Linked DNA regions of Homo sapiens: region 1 is linked to region 2. The links are chromatin loops, found by intact Hi-C in ENCODE. Cell type or tissue: PC-9. All regions are shown on one strand. Links, peaks and the distances in the headings refer to the core of each region. The heading gives the core; the rest is flanking DNA.

Region 1 (8,483 bases), core at 395-8,394, 97 kb after region 2:
CAAACATTTGTATACTCCAGTGGAGTGGTTATATATTGCACACCTGGGCAGAGATGTTATACAAGTAAGTCTTAAATTCTGAAAAGATTTTCCTTGCTTTGTTCTATTTGTTTGAGGATTGCTCTTTTGAGTTAGAGGGTAAACATAATGTCAAGTACTATGTACATTTACAAATCTCCTTATAAATGTGAAGTCTTCAATTCTGTCTTTTCTATCGTTAGCCTTTTTAGTTAAAAATATGCAAGTATTTCCCAGTTTTACTCCTGGGGAACACTTAGTGTCCTGCAGCAGACTATAGGAGTAGGATTTTCCATTTGGTTAAGGAACTACTTTTTTCATTTGAACCTTTGAAGCAGGTATACCAAGTATTAAAATATAGTAAAATCTCATAATATGTGCCCTCGATGACTATTAGGACATTCAGCAATTTTTTTTTTTTTTTTTTTTTTTTTTTTTTTTTACTCATTTGTTGTAATTCTCTTGCTGCTTTGTGTAGTTATTACTCTCTTTTTCTCCATTCTTCACATATTTTTCTCATGATTTATACCTGGATTTGGTAGTTTTCCAAAGTTTAATGTCAATCTTTTTTTTTTTTTTCACTGTATTACAAGCCAGAGGGATCAAGGTGAGATAGATGACTCATGAAAAAGGCCCATTTCACCATGTCCTAAGCCCATGAGATCAAGAATATCCTGAAATGTGGGCTTTGAGGTTTTGACTCTGATTACTTTGAAATCCAAGGAAGGAATGGATGATTGTGAGAATAGGAATGGCGGAATGATAGGCCTTCATTTGTGTGAAATTACATATATATATACACACACACACATCGGGCCATTTCTCTGGTCCATTTGAGTAGTAGCTAAGATTTAAACAGTCTCAGATTCTCTGTGCTCTCCAGGTGATAAAGGGGTTAAGGACTACAGACAAGACTAAAGTGGTAGACTGAGGTCAGGGGATTAATGAAGCAAAACTTGTAGGACATTGTGGCCTTGGTGCTCAGAAGAGGTCTTCAGCAGAAGTTTTTATGCCAACTCTTAAATCTTGATGACAGTCACGAATCTTGGAGGAGACTGCTTCTCTGCTGCCATTCTTGCATTGGGGCATATTCTCTGGGAAGCACTTGAAAGTGATTTTTTAAATGATATTCCATATTATAGAAAAAAATTGACAAAGGACCTGGAATGGTACTTGATGCATGGGAAGTTCTCTCTAAATGTAAGTAGCTATTATTATTTTACTGTTTTTCATAATAGGAACCAGAGAATCATCAAGGAAGGACTACAATATAAAGTGTCATCCAACAGGACTGGAAATTCATAGCATTTCCCTCAGATTCTAAAAGTATAATGGATACATAATGTAACCAAAAAAACCCTCTAAGTTATAAGACATATGTGGTGACAATTGTTTATTTCTGGGGATAAAACGTGTTGGCCAGGAGAGATAGTTCCTCTTTGTTACTAGTCAATGGACTTTTAGTTTTTTTTTTTTTATGAATTTGCTTCATATTCCAAAATTAGTCTCCATTTTAATCAAGCATGCCTGCTGGGCAGCTACAACTCCAGACTTTCAAACTGGTCTGGTTGGATGGCTTATAAAATCTGTGACATTTCTTGGCACTTGTTTTAAATCTGTTCCATGGTGTGAATCCTATAGTAGTTCTAGAGGTCTTCTATTTGAGGTACTGAGTATATAAACTGTTGAATATCTGAAAGATTGTTCTGATGTATCATCTATAATTTCATTTAAAGTTTTGTAATGGATTCTCCATGTAATAAGCAGAGACCTTCATTTTCTTCATAATAGGAGAAATTTATTGCATTTCCATTCTTTTATAAAATAATATGACTAGCTTATTACCTATTCCATACTTGACAAAAAATAAAAGTGAATTAAATTCTGTAATTGTTTATTAATAAAATTTTTCATCTTTTATCACATTGACTTTTATCACTCTAAAGTGCTCTAATAATTAAAACTAAATGAAATTCTGATAATTACAATTCTTTAACTTGGTAAATTAAAAGAATTGGATATGTTGGGATTATTACAACAGATTGGTTTAAATTATGTGTTTGTTTTTAATGTTATTTTATGAAATTGGCTGCTTGAAGGAATAAACTAGGATTACAAAGTAGATTAAAACTAAAACAAGATAATGTTTATAAATTGAGAAACAATAAATTACATATTGTATTTCCCCTAGATTTTTGTGGTATCTACTTCATTATTCATGTACATCCTAGATTTAAAAAGTAACTCTATTATTAAGGATAATTTTCCATTCCTTTCTGGTTCAACTGTAAGGGAAGATTTCTCCCCTCCTCTCTTGAAAAAGGCTCATTAATAAAAATAACTCATATAACACTTAATAAAAGCCAGATGGTGATTTGAGTGCTTTACATATGTTAGCTAACTTCGTCCTGTGAAGTAAGCAGTATCGTCTGCATTTTTCAGAGGTAGCACAGAGAGGCTACTTACTTGTCCGTGATTGCACAGTTAGTAAGTGATAGAGGCTAGCAGTATGGCTCCAGTCCGTGCTTTTAACCACTGCTGTATACTTCTGAGGGCCAAAGATGTGAGCTGATCTAATTGATTATTTTTCAAAACAGCTTTATTGAGATGTCATTTGTGTATCATAAAGTTCACCAGTTTATACAATTCAATGGATTTTAATGTATTTACAAAATCATGCAACCATTACCATAGTCTAATTTAGGAACAAATTCATCCCCAAAAGAAAGCTTTTACTTACTTGTGGTTACTCTACCGTTTACCTTCTGATTGCTTCCCCCAGTCCCAGACAGCCACTAATTGAAATTTCTGTATCTATGGATTTGTGTATTTTGGACATTTCACATGAATGGAATCATATAATATGTGGCCTTTGTGACTGGCTTATTTCACTTAGCATAATGTTTTCAAGGTTCATCCATGTTGTAATATATATTGTTAATTCACTCCTTTTATTGCCAAATAATCTATTGTACTGATGAGTATTTTTTGAAACCCCATCTTTACATTTATCAAAGACTTCTGTGAAAATTAGCAGTTTGTGTGTTTCATTGTGTTCTTGTTTGTATTTTGGAGTGCTAGATACGTATTGGAAATTGAAAGAGTTAAAACTGAGGCTCAGAGAACCAGTGATTTTGAATCTTGTTTTTCAAATAGGAGTAAAAAGAGCTGTGCCTCTGTTAAGTTTTTCAGTTAATTTAGCTTATAATTTTTTTGGAGCCTAAACTATGAATTGAGTTTTTTTCATATAATTGTATTTTCAACTTGAATAATAAGATGGATGTGATGTACTTCAAGGCATTTTTGAACTATATTTGAGAATATTAAAGTAATATTGCCAAAACAATGTAATGGAGGATGTTACAAACTGTTAAATGTATTCATACTGTTTTGATTCTTAAGTTTCACAAACTGGGTAGGAGACATCACCAGGTATTTGGGAAGTATCATAGGTATGGGAGTGAGAGAATGTGCAAGATCTCTTCTCTGGTTAGTGTGGACCTCTTAAGCTATCTTTATCTTTTTGGCTGTTTCTTCTCTAAAACGTAAAGATATTTTGTGTTGTTGTAGAGTGACAGCATATACTGCAAAGAACAACTTGTCATCAGATAGAGTTTTCCTTTTTATTCTCATTGAAATAAGGTGGTCACTTAGTTTTTCTGAGTTCAGGCTTCCTCATGGATAAGTCGTCTAGTTAACAAGTGGCAAAGTTGAGAACCTGAAAACCCAAGCTAGGTGTTTTTGTTACTATATTACAATGGCTTATAATAACAGATACAAGTATAGTATGTCTCTTTATTCATCAAGTATTTATGGAATAAATAGATAACAATGAGTTTTGGGGCTTGTGGCATTCTGACCAGCTTTAATTGTAGTCAAAAGAAGGGTCTGAAGGTGACGTTTTATTTGGAATATGGGATTTTATGGTCTTGAAAAATGATTTAAAAAAACATATATTTAAAAACTATCATTCTTGGACAGTCCTGGTTTACTATATGTGAGCTATTTACAATGTTTTCTTTTTATGCATCTTTAGTGTTTTTCTGTGGCCTTCCAGTTCTTTTAAGAAGTTTTAAAAAAGCACTATTTTGTACTTTATCATTTTATAAATATTGTGGGTATTCTGGTATTTAAAGGGATGAAAATACCAGTTTTTAACAGCTAACAAATGAATTGAAAGATTTTGTATTACTAAAACTCAGCAGTCATTTGTCTCCCTCTAGCGATCACATAACTGTGCCACATTGCCCATTTACTTAGCATGTTTTGATTGAAAACCAGAAAAAAGAAGTTTAATACCTTTTAAATTATGTTGCACATTTTATGGAATTTGGTTTACATTTATTTAAGATTGTCCTGATTACAATTTTAATAGAAAATCAGTAGTTCCTGCAAAGATTTTGGGAAGCCTTTAATATCTTGCTTCATTGAGCCTGAGAAGCTATGGTTATACATCATTACTGCCAGGAAAAAAATAATCCAAGTAAACTAAGACATACCGTTGATTGTAAGATGCATCTCCATTTCAGAAAGGATAAATTGTGGGAAAAAATCAGCATATAGTTTTAGTACAGTAATGTAATGTCTTTGTGGATATTAGTCATTGAAATGGTTTTCTCATTTATAGAAGAAATTTTTCTTATCAGAATATACCAGGACACATAATGGTATGGTTAGATGAAACTCATTGATAATACAATTGAAGGATCATATGTATTAAAAGTTTAAAGTTTAGAATTTTGAGTTGCGGGAACTTAAGTCAAATGGAGTTCTTTCTGATAAATGGAATTTTGTGGTGGTAGCTTTGTAATATGTCACCTTGCTAGGCTGAACTTATTTTCCAGAGTTCTCTTCTCTGTAATTTGTTTAGGATGAGACACAAGAGAGATTCTTGCATGAGATTTGAAGGCAGAAGTGAAGCAGCAGCCATTTTTGTAGCTTATACAAGTTGTGGCTTCTCTCCTGGCTCACCTTGTTGGTATGAGGTAGTAGTAGCCAGGCTGCAATTGCCCTACCTTCTGTGGAATCCTCTTTCAGTTTCTCCATCTCTTGGGTTAGGTCTGTCAGGAAGGACCCCAGCATGCTCAAGACATCTTGAGACTATCAGGGTCAGAATAAAAACCAACATGGACTTCAGTTTTCAGTCCGTTCTGGTGGGCTTCATCTGGTGATTGTGGATCCTATTTTGTTCTTGCTTTTCCCACTTTATGATGTCTTTCTTGATTGCCTGCCTTACACAAGCTAGTTCCAGCTTCTACAGTTACACAAGATCAAATCTCTTAGTGTCTCTCTCAGTCTGTCTGTTCGTCTGTCTGTCTTTCTCTCTCTCCCCAGCTGTTTGCTTATCTGGTCAAGCACTGACTGATAAATTTACCATGGTACATAATTCTTAGGGAGATTTTATGCAACTTCAAATTTGAAATTCTAGTAATGTAAATTAACATTTAGGAAATTGAATTAACCATTTTCCCTTCAAAATGGTAGTGGTACCTTTTGGAGTACTTAAGTATTCTTCAGTGTATTGTAAGTAATTTTAAGGATTCTTATAAAGAACCAACCTGGTAAAATGCATAGATAAAGGTTTCTGTCTGGTATAATTTTCCTTCTACCTGAAAGGACTTTCTTTAACATTTTTGTAGTGCAGGTCTTCTGTTGATGAATTTGTTCAACTTTTGTATGTTAGGAAAAGTCTTATTTTACCTTTAGTTTTAAAAGAGATTTTTGTTGTGTATAGAATTCTAGATAGATAGTTTTTGTATTTGAGTATTTTAGAAATGTGGTTCTTCTCACGTTTATTGTTTTTGATGAGAAATTCAGTGTCATTGGTATTTTTCTTCCTTTATATTTAATGTGTTTTTTTCCTCTTACTATTTTTAAGATTTACTCTTTATCATTGAATTTAAGTGGTTGATTATGTTGTGTCCTCTTTATTTTCTTTATTTTTTATGCTTGGGGTTCAGTGACCTTTTTGTATCTGTATACTTATGGTTTTCATTAAATTTTGAAAATTTTAGGCCATTATTTCTTCAGCTGTTTTTTCTGTCTTTCCTCTTCTTCAGGGACTCGAGTACACATATGTTTTGTTGCTTAAAGTTGTTTCAGAGTTCACTTGTGCTTTTTTTTTTCACTTGTGCTTTTTTTTTAAGTCCCTTTTCTCTCTGTTTCATTTTAAATAGTTAAATTTTATTTGTCTCCAAGTTCACTAATCTTTTCTTTGCAATATTTAATCTGCCATTAGTCCCATCCAGTATATATATATTTTTTATCTCAGACATTGTTGTTTTCATTCCTAGAAGTTTGATTTGAGTCTTTTTCATGTCTTTCATGTTTCTATGTGTTTACTGTGTTCAATTTTCTTCTAGCTTCTTGAACATATGGAATACACATGTTTAAATGTCCGTTCATTAACTTGATCATCTGGCTCATTTCTGTATCAGTTTTGATTGATTGGCTTTTCTACTCATTATGGGTTATATTTTTCTGCCTCTCTGCATGCCTAGTAATTTTTGATTGGATGTCATATATTGTGAATTATACCTTGCTGGGTGTTGGGATATTTTTTATATTCCTAAAAATATTCTTGAGCTTTGTTCTGGGATGTGGTTTAATTACTTGGCAACAGTTTGATTTTTTTGAGCCTTGTTTTCAAGCTTTGTTTAGTGGTACCAGAGCAGCATTTAGACTGGGGTTACTCTCTCCCCACTACTGAGGAAAGACCCTTCTTTCAATTAGAGAATACTGTAATTGTTCTCCCATGAATTATGAGTTTTTCCACTCTGGCTGGTAGGAATAACCACTATTCCTGGCCCTTTTTGAGTTCCAGGCACTGTTCCCTGTAGTCCTTTTTGGGTGATTCTTTCTCCAGCCTGGGTTAATTTCCTCACACGCATATGCTGATCACTAATCAGCTCAAGACTTGAGGGGGACTCCTTGCAGATCTCTCGAGTTCTTTTTCTACATGATTCTTCTCTGGTACTCTCTCCTGAAACTATTCTCCTTAGCTTTCCTAGACTCTCAGTTTCTCTCCATAACTCAGGGAGACCACTGGATTCTGCCTGAGTTTGCCTCTTTGCCCTGTGGCCTTAAAAGTCTCTCTAGACAGTAATAAGCTGGAGCAGTTATAGAGGTGACCTCTGTTGTTTCTTTTCTTTCAGGGATCACTGACCTTTTATCCTGATGTCCAGTGGCTTGAGAGCTGTTCTTCATTCAGTTTTTTAGTTTTCAGGTGGTAGAGTTCATTTGGTTCTTGTTACTTTATCTTGGCACGATTTTAGTTGCATCTAATTGTGTGTTTTAGAGTCGCTATCAGGAGAAATGTTTATTTAGAGGAGCCAAGATATTCTTTCTCAAGTGATTTGAATTATCTGGTATTCTAGGTACCCAGGTTTAAAAGCCTGTATGGTTTTTCTGCACGTATTTGGCATTCTGTTCTTAGTTTTCTATTCCATGGTACTCAAAGTAGCTGGTTCAGAAACTTTGTTACTGGTCTGTGTTGGAATGAAAAATGTACACTGCAATGTATGTAAATGCATTACTTTCTTCACTGAGAAAGTATTGCTATGAAAAGCTGTTAGGTGAACCCAACAGTGTGGTTAGTGATGTAGTTGATTTATATTTTGTACAAGTGTCTTGTCTTGATATAGCCTGGTAACTGTCGGTGGTCTAGTACTGTTCGCCTAGTCACACTCTTGAGTAGCTGCTTGTACTTTATATTACGTAGTTTAACAAACGTGGACTTTTATTTAATATGCTTTTTATTGTACTCAAGAATATAGATAGGTTCTGTAAGATTGTATCCAGGATTATTCAGTTGCAGATATAAAAGAAAGCAAGCATCCAAAAGCCAACCTATATTAACTTCAGTTACCTTGATTTTTAAAAAACTTATACAATTGGCCAGGTGCGGTGGCTCACGCCTGTAATCCCAGCACTTTGGGAGGCTGAGGTGGGTGGATCACAAGGTCAAGAGATCGAGACCATCCTGGCCAACATGGTGAAACCTCGTCTCTACTAAAAATACAAAAATTAGCTGAGTGTGGTGGCACGCACCTGTAGTCCTGCTACTCGGGAGGCTGAGGTAGGAGAATTGCTTGAACCTGCGAGGTGGAGGTTGCAGTGAGCCAAGATCATGCCACTGCACTTCAGCCTGGCAACAGAGTGAGACTGCGTTTAAAAAAAAAAAAAAAGTATACAATTTGGATGGTTTTTTGTATATTTATAGAGTCATGCCACCATCACCAAAATTTAATTTTAGGATGTTTTTTATCATCCTGCAAAGAAACCTTGAGTCCATTAACAGTCACTCCTTACATACCCCTGTCTCCAGCCCTAGGTAACCTTGAGTCTACTTTCTCTGTCTCTATATTTGCCTTTTTTTTAATATTTGTTTAATGATTTTGAGGTTCATCCATAGATCAGTACTTTGTTTCTTTTTATTGCTTAATAATATTCTATATCTTGATGTA
Region 2 (8,483 bases), core at 407-8,406:
TTCCCACAGACTAGAATATAAACATGGAGAGAGCCAGTTTCAACCATATGGATGAAGACAATACCTAGAGAGGTGGTAAAGCAAGGAGACAGAAGAAACTTGGGTATCCGAATGAAACCCAGGCCTCTGCTCTAATGAAGTAAGACCCCCAGGCCAGCCCTGGACCTCTTACTCTAGATTTATAAGAGAGAAAGAAACTTCATTTTATTTAAGTCAATATATTTTGGAGTCTCTTTATTATAGCAGCTTAGCTTGCACCTTGACTAATAAAGCCACTGCCATGTATTTTTTTTGTAAATGTCAGTAGATAGGCATGAATTTAAAAATGGAATCGTGTGCACAATAGCAAAGACTTGGAACCAACCCACATGTCCATCAATGATAGACTGGATTAAGAAAATGTGGCACATATAGGCTGGGCGTGGTGGCTCACACCTGTAATCCCAGCACTTTGGGAGGCCAAGGCAGGCAGATCACAAGGTCAGGAGATGGAGACCATCCTGGCTAACACGGTGAAACCCTGTCTCTACTAAAAATACAAAAAATTAGCCGGGTGTGGTGGCGGGCGCTTATAGTCCCAGCTACTCCGGAGGCCGAGGCAGGAGAATGGCCTGAACCTGGGAGGCAGAGCTTGCAGTGAGCTGAGATCCCACCACTGCACTCCAGCCTGGGCAACAGAGCGAGATTCCATCTCAAAAAAAAAAAAAAAAAAAAAAAGAAAAGAAAAGGAAAAAGAAAATGTGGCACATATACACCATGGAATACTACTCAGCCATAAAAAAGGATGAGTTCATGTCCTTTGCAGGGACATGGATGAAGCTGGAAACCATCATTCTGAGCTAACTATCACAAGGACAGAAAACCAAACACTGCATGTTCTCACTCATAGGTGGGAATTGAACAATGAGATCACTTGGACACAGGGTGGGGAACATCACACACTGGAGCCTGTAGGAGGGTGGGGGGCTGGGGGAGGGATAGCATTAGGAGAAATACCTAATGTAAATGATGAGTCGATGGGTGCAGCAAACAAACATAGCATATGTATACCTATGTATCAAACCTGCATGTTGTGCACATGTACCCTAGAACTTAAAGTATAATTAAAAAAAAATAAATAAAGTAGCAAAAAAAAATGGAATAGTGTGCATGTGCCATGGTATACAAGAAGACCAGCTGCTTCCACATCCTGGAAATGTCATTTTCTCAGTGCCTGGGAGTAATCAGGCCCTGAGAGACTGGGACAAGTTGTCTGAAAAGCACAAGAGACCAAAATAGGTACCAGAATGCAAATGTATTAATTTACTAGGAGAAATAAAACAGCAATACCCCTGTGGACATAATCAGCATATTCCCTCTCCTGTAATGAAGCTACATAGGAAGCTAAGCCATATTCAGAAGTCATTTCCATGATTTGCTAGAAATGTTTGAAGTTCAGGTGGTCAACCCAGGCTCTCCCTGGTTGATCTACATTGGAATTAGATGGTTCCTTCATGAGTATGAGAGAAACAGATAAATCAAATGTTTAGTGAATGTCCTGTTACTTTTGTGACCATATTAAGAGGAAGTACTCAAAATCAATGCCTAACTCTCCTATATTTATCTTTGCATTGGAAATGGTATTGCAAGGCCAGGCACAGTTGTCTCAGGTCTATAATTCCAGCATTTTGGGAGGCTGAGGTGGGAGAATCACTTGAGGCCTGGAGTTCAAGACCTGCCTGAGCAAAATAGTGAGACCATGATTCTACAAAAGAAAGAAAGAAAAAATAAATGGTTTTGCAACTGGAACCAGGAATAGGTCAAATTTAGGTGGCATAGTTTCCTTTTGCTTGGACAGTGGACACTACTGGTGTTTGCCTTTGTGACTTTTCTTTTTTTGAGACAGGATCTTGCTCTGTGGTCCAGGCTGGAGTACATTCATGTTCTTAGCTCAGGCATGTTCTTAGCTCACTGTGGCCTCAACCTCCTAGACTCAAGCAACCCTCCCATCTCAGCCTCCTGAGTAGCTGGGACTATAGACATGTGCCACTACAACTGGTTAATTAAAAAAAAAAATTGGTAGAGACTGTGCAGGCAGCGGGGGGCCTCACTAAAATTCCTCACTCAAGCTCAAGGGATCCCCCCACCTCAGCCTCCTGAACCACTGGGATTACAAGCACAAGTCACTGTGCCCAGCCCCAACTGTGACTTTTCTCATCCCAAGGGCTGATCCAAAGAGTATTGCTTGCCTTTCAGGAGATTTTCACCTGTTGGGGGGAAAAAATCTCCCTAGATTAGTAGACTTTCTGGGAAGTACTATCTTTGTTCTGAAGATATGCTATGTGTATTTTTTGGAGACAAAACATCTTTCTTTTAGGACATGACAGCAGTAGTAGACTGTTAGATCTTTTTCATGCCAGTCTTGGGTAAATTGAAAAGTTGGCAGCACTTCATCACATTCTACAATTTTTTTTCTAACTTGGTCATAAAATTCAAAGTCCTGGAACTACTGTTCTGTCCTGCCACAGTTGAACAACGACTTGTTTTGATTGATACATTCTTAAAATGTGATAATAACTTCAAACTGGTTTCATTAAAATTTTCTGGGCCTTTGGCCGGGCGTGGTGGCTCACGCCTGTAATCCCAGCACTCTGGGAGGCCGAGGCGGGCAGATCTCGAAGTCAGGAGATCGAGACCATCCTGGCTAACACGGTGAAACCCCGTCTCTACTAAAAATACAAAAAATTAGCCAGGCGTAGTGGCAGGCGCCTGTAGTCCCATTTACACGGGAGGCTGAGGCAGGAGAATGGCATGAACGCGGGAGGCGGAGCTTGCCGTGAGCCGAGATCACGCCACTGCACTCCAGCCTGGGAGACAGAGCGAGACTCTGTCTCAAAAAAAAAATTTCTGGGCCTTCGAGCTATCCTTCATGTGATTCCTTTTAGTTAGTTTTATAACTAAAAATTTAGGGGCATTTTGTTTTATCACATTCGCAAGTTATCAATGCATATCACTATAGCTCTCAATTATTCACAACATCCTATGGATTCACTTTCTAAGAGCACAGGAATCATGTCATAGTAATAATAACAATGATCTCTACCATTTATTGAGCATACTGTATATGCTAGGCACTATGTAAGTCCTTTACGTGGAGCAATTCAGGTCAACCTTTCAGCAACCCTTTGAAGCAATTATAATTATTCTTTGCATTTGAAGAGAAAACAATTAGGAAATGAAGAGGTTGTTAACTTGTCCAAGATTACACAGCTATAAATAGGACTAGAACTCAAAAAAAGGCATCTGATTCCAAAGGCCATGCTCATAACCACTATATATTCTGTCTTTCAAAAAATCAGGGGCTGCATCCCCATTGGGAATTTGAACTCTGGTTTTCCATGAGAAAACAAAACTAGTGAGGCCTTGCAGGGCTTTTTTTTTTTTTTAATATTTAATACATAAAAAATATTCAGTGCTAAACCTAATCTATACCATCCATATACAAAAAACTTTCATTGTGTAGGGTAGAATAATGAAAATATTTCTCAATAAATTTTTTTTTTTACTCTTTCTATTTGTAAACTTTTTGTCCCTAAAGAGATTCCTAACTACAGCTTTATCAAGAACAGTATACTTTAAAAAAGAAGTGGCCAGATGCAGTGGCTCACGTCTGTAATCCCAACAGTTTGGGAGGCCGGGGAGGGCAGATCGCTTGAGCACAGGAGTTCGAGACCAGCCTGGGCAACAAGGTGAAACCCCATCTCCACTAAAAATACTCAGGAAGCTGAGCTGGGAGGATCACTTGAGCCTGGGAGGCAGAAGTTGCAGTGCGCTGAGATTGTACCACTGCACTCCATCTTGGGCGACAGAGACACTGTCCCTCCCCCCAGAAGAAAAGAAGTCTATTCTTTCTTGCAGGTCCTTTTTTTGTTTTGTTTTGCTTTGCTTTGCTTTGTTTTTCCAACACACTTTCTGATTTTAACCTACTCAGCCAATGTGACAGAGATAATACCAGCCCTTGTCTCTCTATTCCATTTTCTGGGATATGGTCTTGGGTTCTGTTTAAGGAAGGTCCTGTCTCTGATTTGCATGTCTTTCTGCCATACTGAATCCTTCAAACCTTCCTTGGTCTTCCTGCACTGATCTCTCCTGAGTGTACCCTATGTAACTTGTCCTAATGGGGGTCTTTTGGGAAGTCTACAACATATGCCAATTTTCCGCATATTATTAGCCTCGGCTTTAGTGCTTTGGATCTCCCAACCATATTATGTAATGCTTGATGTATTAGGGATTCCCATTCTGAACTCTAAGAAAAATAATCAAACCAAAAATTACATTCAAGACTTTCTCCAGTGGTTTCCGTATATTAACTGATATGTCAAGGGCCCCCAAAACCATCCCCAGATTTGGTTATTTGCTAGAAGGACTCAGGAGTCAGCATATGGTCACACTCATGGCTATGATTTATTATAGCAAAAGGGTACAAAGAAAAATCAGCAAAGGCAAAAGCACATGGAGCAAAGTCTAGAGGAAACCAAGCTCAAGCTTTTGATAATTCTTTCCAAATGAAGTCACAGAAGACACGCCTAACTCCTTAGTAATGAGTCATGATGACATGTGGGAAGTGTTTTCTACCAGAGAAGCTCATTATACACTCTGCACCCAGGGTTTTACTGGTGGTTAAATCACATAGGCATCCTCTGCCTACCACCAAATTCCAGACTCCCAGAAATAAAGCAGGTATTCATCATAAACTCACATTGTTTGTATAGTTTAGGTATAGTAAGCCACTTTTATCAGTTAGCATAGTAGAAACCTTTCCCAAATTCAAGTTCGCAGATGTCAGCCAAGGGCAAACCTGGTAAGGAGCCAGGCCTGCCATGTTAACTGTTTTTTGTTTTTTTAAATATCTAAGGAAATACAAATAGAGGAGCTCTGGTAGAACAGATCTAAGGCAAATCTCTTGAGGGAGAGCCAAGGGTCTGAGGCTGGAGTCACCAGACATAACTGTCAAGTCCAAAGGTCTGCAGCTTGACAGTGAATGGGAAAGAAAGCTAAAATGGGAAACCGAGCAGGAAGTTGATTGAAGTACAGCCCACTGAATGCTTTGGTCAGAATTGATTCTTCCCAAATGCTGCTAGGTGCCCAAAGTTACCCTTCCAGGTGCATAGGTGAATCAAGCAACCTAAAGATACAGAGTCAAGATTGGCAAACACTCTCCAGATGCCACCCCACCCCCACCCACCCACCATGACATGGCAGATTCCTCAGGGAAGAAAGGCTATGACTGGTCACTGAGGTGAGTGTTTGTATTAGAAGGCCAGTGTTCTGAGTTTTCCATTTGTTTTTCCATTTGCTTTTTCCATTTGTTTCCAGCCAAAGTCTAATAGCTCTACAGTGTCTGACATGACCCATTCTTTCAATGATGCATTTGTGGCAGATGCTGAATTATGTGTATAGTACCCCACAACATATAGCCAACTATTCTTGAAGAAAAAGAAAAGCCCCGCCTCACTTTAAACCAGGCTGCAGTGTCCCATGCTCCTTGGGAAGAATGAGAGGCTATGTCAGGAATACTGTGGCCTGCACACAGTGACCTTAGGGCGTCATTATCCACTCACTTCCTCTGCAGCCAGTAGTAACAGGCCCTGAGAGGCTCATCAGAGAGTTAGATCTCTAAGGAGGCTAAAGCCTTGGGCATCTCTCTCAGGAAATAAAACAGTTTTTCCAAGCCCAATTCAGATGTTTGAATACTGGCTATAAATATTAGTTTCCTAGCAATTGATTAACAACATTTTTCATGACTCTCTGAACTAATAGACTTATTTGGTCCCTGGATCTTGCCTCTCACACACCTCTGGTGCTGAAAGTCCTGGACTGAAATGGATGTGGTATGTTGATCTCCAGGCAAACTGGAGAAATTCAATTCTGAATGCCTTGCTTGTAGAGAGCACCTCCTCAGACCCAATATCTATTCATAGATTTTGGATTTTACAGCCTCTGGCCACACATTCACTAGTCTAACTCTCCCACTGACTATTCTCTGAAGCAGCACTATGCAAAAGAAACATAATTTGAGCCATTTAAATTTTCTAGTAGCCACATTTCAAAAGAGGATAGAGAAATAAGTGAAATTAATTTTAATAATATATTTTATTTAACCTGATACTAAAAATAGTATTTCTTCATATAATCAATATTTAAAAATGATTAACAATATATTTTACACTTTTTTAGACTAAATCTTTTAATTCCAGGTTCTATTTTATGCTTGGAGTACATCTCAATTCGTACCAGCTACCTTTCAAGTGCTCAGTAGCCACCTGTGGCCAGTGGCTACCGTACGGGACTTTGAAGTTCTAGGGAAAGGCCAGGGGGTCACTCAGAATCCAGCAGTCAGGAAGTCTGTGACCCTGTAATGCACCCTACACATTAGCATTCAATGCCATTGTCCTAAGAAAATACCTGCAGATGTGCCCTGCTACATGCTTAGTATTTTCACACAGACTGATGCCAGATGAGTTTAATTACTAGGGTAGAAGAGCAGCTCCTCACCATAAAGTTCACCTTCAACTCCTAAAGACCCCGCCTCAAAAAGATCTATTGCCAGGCATGGTGGCTCACGCCTGTAATCCCAGCACTTAAGGAGGCCGAGGCAGGTGGATCGCCTGAGGCCAGGAGTTCAAGACCAGCTTGAGCAACACGGTGAGACCCCATTTCTATTTAAAAACAAAAATACAAAAATTAGCTGAATGTGGTGGCACAGGCCTGTAATCCCAGCTACTGGGGGTCGGAGGTGCGGGATGCTGAGGTGGGAGGATCGCTTGAGTCCAGGAGGTCAAGGCTGCAGTGAGCCATGATTTCACCACTGTACTCCAACCTGGGTGACAGAGCAAGACCCTGTCTCAAAAATAGAAAAAAAGACTTAGCACTCCTATTAAGTTCAGAATGAAGCCCTTAGCAGATATGTGCCACTATAAATTAAGGCCAGAGGCTTAATTCTTCCACTGGTTAATTTTAGGTTTTAAGGTGCTTTGAGACCAAGAAGTCAGAAAATTATCCCCATTCCAGATCTTTCATTCAAAAACCTCTGCTATATAGTCCTACAACCTCAAAAGAACTGGCAAAACTCATACAGTGCCACCAAACAAAATTTCTGTATCTGTCCAATCTTACAGGGCTCTGAGCATACCCTGAGAGTCAGCCATGTGAACTAGGAGTAAGGAAGGCCTCCCATGCAAATACAGCCAGTTACATGTCCCAGCAGACAAGGCCTAGGTCCAGGTCTTTCTGCTGTGCCAGGATGCAATCTGAGAGGGCCACTGGGGCCCTTTCAAGGAAACTAATTTGACTCATTAGGGACTCTAATGGTCCCGTGTGTAACATAACTTCTTTCATTAGTCAGGCAAGTGCAAATGGTACTCCTGGCCAAAAAATAAATGGGTGATTCCCAAAATGCTATTATTCTTTTTTCTGCCCCCTAAGCCTGCTAGGGTACAATGTCATCCAATTTAATCATAAACTTTCCTGTTTATCTGGGTTCATCTCAGGGAAGATGGGGCTATTAATGAAGATAGTTTTATTTATCACTTGTGCCTGACTACACTTGACACTGGACACTCAACCATCACCTGCAAAATGTGATAGAACAGTATAGACCACTGAGTAGATTCCTATCATACATGTAGAACCCTTTAGAGGACCTACACTTGTGACTCGCCTTGTAAGACATCACTTCCAGGTCCGAATGTACTTCCTGTTACCCCTAAACTCATGGCTAAGAATTCATCAACCACGTGCTAGAATACTTCAAATTTAGGGCATCTTCTTAATAGGGTAATTGCCCTTAATAGGCCAAACTTCACACTATGAAATTTTAAAAAATAACTTCATTCAGCCAATATTTAAAATACATACTACAATTATGTGTTTCAATCTGTCTACATTATTTGGGCTGCTGTAACAAAACATCAGCCGACAACAGAGGAATGAATAAAGAAATCATGGAGGCTGGGCGCAGTGCCTCATGCCTGTAATCCCAGCATTTTGGGAGGCCGAGGTGGGCGGATCATCTGAGGTCAGGAATTCAAGACCAGCCTGGCCAACATGGTAAAACCCCATCTCTACTAAAATTACAAAAATTAGCCAGGCGTGGTGGTAGGCGCTTGTAATCTCAGCTACTTGGGAGGCTGACGTGGGAGAATTGCTTGACCCCAGGAGGCAGAGGTTGCAGTGAGCCAAGATCGCATCACTGCACTCCAGCCTGAGCGACAGAGCAATACTGTCTCAAAAAAAAAAAAAAAAAGAAAGTGTGGTATATTTGTATATATACAAAAACATATATAAATATTTACATATATGTGTAAAAATACAAATATATTTACATATCTATGTACCACAATGTGTGTGTGTGTGTGTGTGTGTAAAATGGATATTTATTCCACCTTAAAAAGGGAGATCTTGGTCAGGCACAATGGCTAACACCTGTGATCCCAGTGCTTTGG

The links. Peaks named below come from ENCODE experiments on the same cell type or tissue, not always from the same donor. Only the 100,000 strongest peaks of a DNase experiment are listed, where the experiment ranks them.
Region 1: a loop joins it to region 2, with 2.5 times the contacts of the local background. A loop is called at or near these places in 17 of 110 quality-filtered maps.

The regions. Positions count from the first base shown.
Region 1 is chr7:27,770,671-27,779,153 of GRCh38, forward strand. The region is part of intron 5 of TAX1BP1 (Tax1 binding protein 1); the gene reads left to right. Among named protein-coding and RNA genes, the nearest start is that of TAX1BP1-AS1, 34 kb to the left of the region's middle. In PC-9, for the core only: a CTCF peak has its summit at 4,259; a DNase peak (open chromatin) is centred at 671; H3K27ac peaks cover 942 bases.
Region 2 is chr7:27,673,542-27,682,024 of GRCh38, forward strand. All of the region lies in intron 2 of LOC105375211 (a long non-coding RNA gene), which reads left to right. Among named protein-coding and RNA genes, the nearest start is that of HIBADH, 15 kb to the left of the region's middle. RefSeq lists an enhancer at 4,059-5,258. In PC-9, for the core only: no CTCF peak of the experiment used is centred there; DNase peaks (open chromatin) are centred at 4,610 and 5,120; H3K4me3 peaks cover 367 bases; H3K27ac peaks cover 3,682 bases.